Regions from separate parts of the Mus musculus genome. Here region 1 is linked to region 2. The links are chromatin contacts, found by Hi-C or POLR2A ChIA-PET in ENCODE. All regions are on one chromosome and are shown on one strand. Each heading gives the region's core, a stretch centred on a gene start or an enhancer-like site at or near the end of the contact. The rest is flanking DNA. Distances are from core to core; before and after follow the strand shown. Region 1 overlaps Gtf2ird1 (general transcription factor II I repeat domain-containing 1). Region 2 holds the start of Gtf2i (general transcription factor II I).

Region 1 (3,027 bases), core at 426-2,925, 60 kb after region 2:
TTCATTGTGGCTTACAACCACCTACATCTCTAGTTCTCTGGCCTCCACAGACACCAGGCACACATGGTGCGCATAAACACGTGCAGGTGAAACAAACAGATAAAGAATCCCCCCCCCCCCAAAACACAGCAGCAATAACCACAACAGACAAAAGCTGAGTGGGTAAAGTGTTTAGCTTGGAAACATAAGATCTGAGCCCCACATCCTCTGTAAAAGCAGGGCCTGAAGCCAGCCAAGTAGCTCAGATGGTAAAAACACCTTCCTGCCTCTAAGGTTGAAGACCTGGGTGTATACATACACACACACACACACATACACACACTATGTAGTAATTCTTTTTTTTTTTTTAAAGCAAGGCTTAGGGCTGGAGAGATGGCTCAGTGGTTTAGAATGCTCACTGTTCTTTGAGAGGACCTGAGTTCAGTTCTCAGGGCCTGTGCCAGGCAGCTCAAAACTGAAACTCCAGCAGCAGGGGATCTGGTGACATCTTCTGGTCTCTAAAGGAATTGCACTCACAAACAATTCTTTTCCCTACCTCTCCCCCACCCCCTCGATTAAAAGTTATGAACGATAGTGTGAAATTGTAATCCCATCACCAGAGAGGCAGATACAGAAGGATGCCTGGGACTAGTTGGTCAGCCTAGCTTCAGGCCAGTGAGAGATACTATCTTTAAAAAAATAAAATAAAATAAAAATAATAATACATTTAATAGGGCAGCTCCACAGGACCAACATCTAGGGTTGCTCTCTGGCCTCTGTACATAAACACACACACACACACACACATACACACACACAGAGGCACACTCCCCCCACTCACGCACACACTCACTCAAAATTCTAAAACCAGATGCTAGTGGCTCATGACTTTAATCCTAGTACTCTGGAGCCAGAGACAAGCAGATCTCTATAAGTTCAAGACCAGCCTGGTAAACAGAACAAGTTCCAAGAAAGCCAGGGTTACACAGAAAAACCCTGTCTAGAAAAAACATAACGAACATAAGTAAAAAATCCTAATATCAAACCCTATCCATCAAGTAAATAAACCAGTTTAAACTGGGAATTTGTAAAAAAGGGAGGTTACAGATAGGACCATAGGACCCATGTCATTGCACCTAGTGGTCAGGAGGGGGCGACAGAGAGACACTCAGCAGAATCAGATTTAGCACATTAAGGTACAACTTAGCTCCTGCAAGTAGGGAAGTCTTTTCCTTTCAAATCTCAGCCAGGCTAGGCAAATGCTCTGTGACTTCGAGAAATTTCCTTCAACTCTCTTGAGTCTATGTTTCCTCCTGGGAGAAGGTAACCGATCCCAGAGTGGTGGCCCACTACTGTAACTTCAACGCTCTGGAAGCTGAGGCAGAAAGGCCACAAATTTGAGGCCAGTCTGGGATACATATCAGGACGCTGTCCCCAAAACGAGTGCGTTTGGAGGCCAGGGAGAGCCATGGGGGCTGTAGGGGGATTGGCTGACTTATATACTGGGTTCCTACCGAGGCTGGAGGTCTAGCCATACTTCCTGGACCCCAGAGGGACAGGAGCAGAAGCACCCAGCAGTGACATCAGCTTAGATAATCACTTGTGTCAGGGGTGGCAACTGGCTAGGGTCTGACTTTAGGCTATCATCAGCCAGGGTCCAAGAGGCCCATGTTTACAAACTAACTCAAGAGCTGGGGTGGAGGGCAGACAGGCTGAGCTAGGGTCAGTCCCAAAGAAGGGACTTTCTGGATCTCTCATTGGTGGAAAGGCAGCCCTCTGTGTTCACAAGTACTGCCTTGTCCCCAGCTTCCTTCCTGAGGAAGTACTCATTTCCCTCATGGTCTGACTGCCAGCTCTGGTCCAGCCTCTGGTCCCACCCAGGGCTCTCTCCACAGTGGGCACCAGGATCCTAGAGTCCACCCAGTTAGCTGCTGCAGCAGGTAAAAATGAGGCCAGGGGCTTCTTTTGTTTGTTTTGTTTACTTTTTTTTTTCAAGATGGGGTCTTGGGGGCTAAGGATATACTTGATTTGATAGGTTCTTGTCTAGAGTGCATAAAGCCCTGGTTCCAGCCCCAGTACCTCATAAACCAGGCTTGGTGAAATACACGAAATCTTAGCAAGCTTGATTTAGCCATGCCCCCAGCCCCTCACTGGGGGATTCTAGGCAGGGGCTCTACCACTGAGCCACACCCCCAGCCCCTCCCTGGGGGATTCTAGGCAGGGGCTCTACCACTGAGCCACGCCCCCAGCCCCTCACTGGGGGATTCTAGGCAGGGGCTCTACCACTGAGCCACGCCCCCAGCCCCTCACTGGGGGATTCTAGGCAGGGGCTCTACCACTGAGCCACTCACCAGCCTTTCACTGGGGATTCCAGAGGAGCTCTCTAGCTTTTGTTTTTTGAAACAATGTTTCTCTGTGTAGCGCCAGGCTGTCCTAGAATTCATTTTGTAGACAAGCAAACCTCAAATTCTGCCTCCCAGGTGGGCCACTATGCTCAGCTTTTTTTCTTTTGTTCATTTGAGATGGTCTCTCACTGACCTGGAGCTAACTTGCTGAATAGACCAGGCAGGCTGCTCAGTGAGCCCTAGCAATTTGCAAAGCTCCACCTCCTCCAAACAGGATTACAAACTGCACCACAAAGCACAGCTGTGTTTTCTCCCCCCCCCCCATCCCATCCACCCCTACACAGATTTTTTTAAATGTGGGTTCCTGGGATTAAACTCAGGTTCTCTTGTTTGCACAGCAAATACTTTATAGACTATGTTATCTTCCTAGCTCCCCAATGCCTCACATATTACCACCAAGCTCCCTGTACCCTATGACAACATTCAAATACATTTGCCATCAATTTTCCCCATTTCCTGAGTTAGCCAGGTCTCCCGGAGGTCATGGGACTGACTGGGTGAAGCCCGTGGTTCCAATGTTATCTCAACGGGGTCTCTGGGTCTTAAGACCAGGGATTCTGCAGCCTTTCTCCATCAACCGGAGGCAGACGCAAAGGGAGTTGCAGGAACAGCAGGGTAGTACCCTGGTCCTGCGCCTGAGCCA
Region 2 (3,064 bases), core at 108-2,607:
CTCCTCCCTAACGCCCCCACCCCCAAAAAAAGTCCTGGCCCCGAGGGACCTGCAAGCGACCAGCTCCGGACAAAGCCCACGGCTGGGCTCCACCTGGGAGCAGGGCGGAGCACCGGACAGCCAGGGCGGGCACTGGCTTCCAAGCCTGGTGGCTCCCGCCCCCCTGCCGGGGGCCCCCACCGCAGTTACCAGGCACCGACGCCCCGCCCCCACGGTGCCCGCCGGCCAATCGCACGCAGCCTGCTGCCCTAAGCTCCGCAAGCCCTGGACACACGGACACACACACACACACACGCTCTCATAGCGAACCCGACACACACACACACACATACAAACATATACACACACACACAAACGCTCACACAGCGAACCCGAGCGCGACCCCACGGGGCTCAGGAGGGGCCGTGGCACCCCGCGCGCCCGCGCGCGCGTCCCCGAGCGAGCCCTCCCAGCCAATCAGGAGCGAAGGAGCAGGGCTGCGCGGCCCCGCCGGGGTACGCTAACTCGTCCGCTCGTTCACGCGCGGGGGGCTGCTCGCGCGAGACCATCCCTCTCAAACACCCCCAACCCAGTCCCCCGACCACCGTCCACGCGTCTGGATACAATGTACGCAGGCGCGGAACGCCGCGAGTCCTCCCCCACGCACCACGGGTGTGCGCGTGCAACTGTCGTCTCCCCCCACCACCAGCCGCCCCATCCCCCCAAAAAAGCCGCGTCGCGTCCGCTGCCAAGGCCCCCAAGTAGAGTGGACTTTGGGGGGGGTCACAGCGCGTCCGCTTCCTCACCCCGAAGTTGTCCCCTTGCCACTCGCAGCGCGCCAAGCGACCCCAACTCTCACGCCCGAGTCGGTGCACACACTCCCGACGGGGGCAGAGTGTCGAATAAAGACGCCCCTGTTCGCCATGGCACCCCGAGGCAGAGGGGGACGACGGAGGGGACACTCGAGGGAAAGGGGACGATCTGAGGCGACAGGGACTCACCCGAAGAGCAGCCGGGGAGGGTCGGGGAGGGGGGGATGCGGACAGCAAGCGAGTGTAGGCCGGAGGGGCCTCGGCGAGCTGGCGAACGGGGTGGAGGTGAGAGGGCGAGGGGGGCCCGTGCGTCTCGGCCGTGCTCCTGTCACCGCCGCATGGCCGCCCCCGGCGGGGCCTCGCTCCACGCTGGGTCGCCAGACGCCGGGGGGGGGGGGGGGGAACAGGGACGAAGCCCAGGGATAACCGCGGCAGGCGGGCGGCAAGCGCGTGCAGGGAAGCGGGGGGGCCGCCGGTGCCCCCTTTTCTCTGCTCTCCCAGCTTATCTCTCACCCTCCTCCTCCTCCTTTTTTTTCCCCCTTTTTTTTTTTTTGCCTTTTTTTTTTTTTTTTTTTTTTTTTGTTCCTCGAAGGTGCCGCTGCGCGTGCGCACAAGCAGCACCGCCCACCGGGAGTTGTAGTTCTGAACCCGCGCTCACCTACGCAACGGGTGGGTACCCCGAACTATAACTCCCAGACAGCCTTGCGGCATGAACCCTGATTCTCTCCCCACCGCCCCCCTCTAGGCCGAGGCGAAGCGCCGCGGCGCCCGGCCCTCTCCGGCTTGGACTGTCAATGGAAGCGCGCGGGTGGTGGGAGCGAGAACATGGCTGCACCTGGGGCCTGCGCGGCCGCCCGGATGGGGGAGGGGAGTGGGGTGAGACCTAGAACTTAGTGTCCCCCCCCTTCCTTCTCCAGCAGGCCACAACTTCCACTTAAATAACTCTTTGCTACCAACATCCCTTTGCAAATTGCAAAGTTAGGGACATTGCAAAGGCCAGGGGAGCCCCGGGGCTGGCCTGTCGCCTGATTTGCAGAGGGAGGTCCCCCCAGCTCCGGGACACAAAGAACTCAATGTTTTCAAAGCTGGCTTTAGAAGCAACCAGAGTGGACTTGCCCAAACTTGGGACAGGCAACGGATGGGAGGGGGTGAGGAACTCGTGATTTCCATTTCTTCTCTCTTCGAGTCTTTACACAGCTCCACATTTAGAAGGAGAATTGAAGAAATCCTGATCGTCCCCACAGCTACAAAGAAAGTAAACTTAAGACCCTCCTCCGGCCATTATATTTATTTTTCTCAACTACTTCATAAGATCAATGACTTTCGAAGAGTATCAACTAACTGTTCATCTAAGTTAAATGCAAAAGTTAAAAAAGCCCGAGTCTGAAGAACTTAGCTGTTAATGCAAAGGACAGAATTGGGTGAATTTGTGGTGTTTGTTCGTTTGTTTTTTCCTTTTTCTTTTTTCTTTTTTTTCCTTCCCACCGCTTATGTCCGCCGAATATTCGGGCGCCCTCCCCCACCCGTTGCTTCTCGGTAGGTGGCGGCCACAAGGCTTTTTCCAGCCTCCCAGCCTCTTTGTCGCTTGCTGGAAAACTTTCCGTGCAAGCCACTCTTTTGATGTAGTTCCAAAACCCTGCCTTTGAATTCGGGTTCAAGGATTGGCGTTCTCTGGTCGACTTTCTTGTATGAAACCGCACCCACAAAGCCTCATCTACAATCTCCATGTTGGATTTCTTTGCACTCCACGGAGTCTTTAAGGATTCCTGGGAAGCAGTCTGATTAGAGAAGCCGCCTACGTTTTTTGGTTTTTATTACGATTTTCCCTAACAATATTTACACCCTTCGTTTCCTTTCCTAATCCGATTGTGACTCAACTCTGTCGACTCTGTCCAGGGCTATTCATTAAGTTGTCAAAAGAACAACTTGCTCTTTGCCCCCGGATTTCACTGCTCTTTGGAATATTTAACCAGATTCCATAAGACCGAAACAGGAGTCCTACTCCTTTGCAGCAGGGGCTACGTTCTAAGATGCATGCCTGAAATTAAATCACTCCAAACTTTTTTCCCTACATATGCTTAGGATGAAAGTTCTGCAAGGTCCTGGGATGCACACCTGACATTCCAACACTTGGGAGGATATGAGCTGGAGAAGAGACTGTCCAAGTAGGGAATTCATGTCAGCCAGGGCTAGGAGATAAGACCATGTTTCTCAAAACAACAAAGAAAGAAAACATTACAAAGGTTTTTGTTTTAATTACATACAAAAGATTA

Evidence for each region. Hi-C counts contacts between places; a loop is a spot of excess contacts on that map. ChIA-PET counts read pairs that join two places held with the same protein, here RNA polymerase II (POLR2A).
Region 1: a loop to region 2 is called in a map of gastrocnemius, with 6 times the contacts of the local background. The contact joins the enhancer-like site here to the promoter of Gtf2i in region 2. A Hi-C loop is called at or near these places in 1 of 37 maps with a recorded cell type or tissue (gastrocnemius). POLR2A ChIA-PET finds 5 or more read pairs at or near these places in 2 of 5 experiments (Patski and embryonic stem cell).

What each region holds. Positions count from the first base shown.
Region 1 is chr5:134,372,981-134,376,007 of GRCm38, forward strand. All of the region lies in intron 22 of Gtf2ird1 (general transcription factor II I repeat domain-containing 1), which reads right to left. Among named protein-coding and RNA genes, the nearest start is that of Gm46925, 26 kb to the left of the region's middle. Within about 2 kb of position 1,676, at least 1 of the 3 ENCODE cell types and tissues checked has a DNase peak (open chromatin) inside an H3K27ac peak, as active enhancers do.
Region 2 is chr5:134,313,403-134,316,466 of GRCm38, forward strand. It overlaps Gtf2i (general transcription factor II I), which reads right to left and starts at 1,358. Exons shown (of 34, transcript NM_010365.4): 1 at 981-1,358.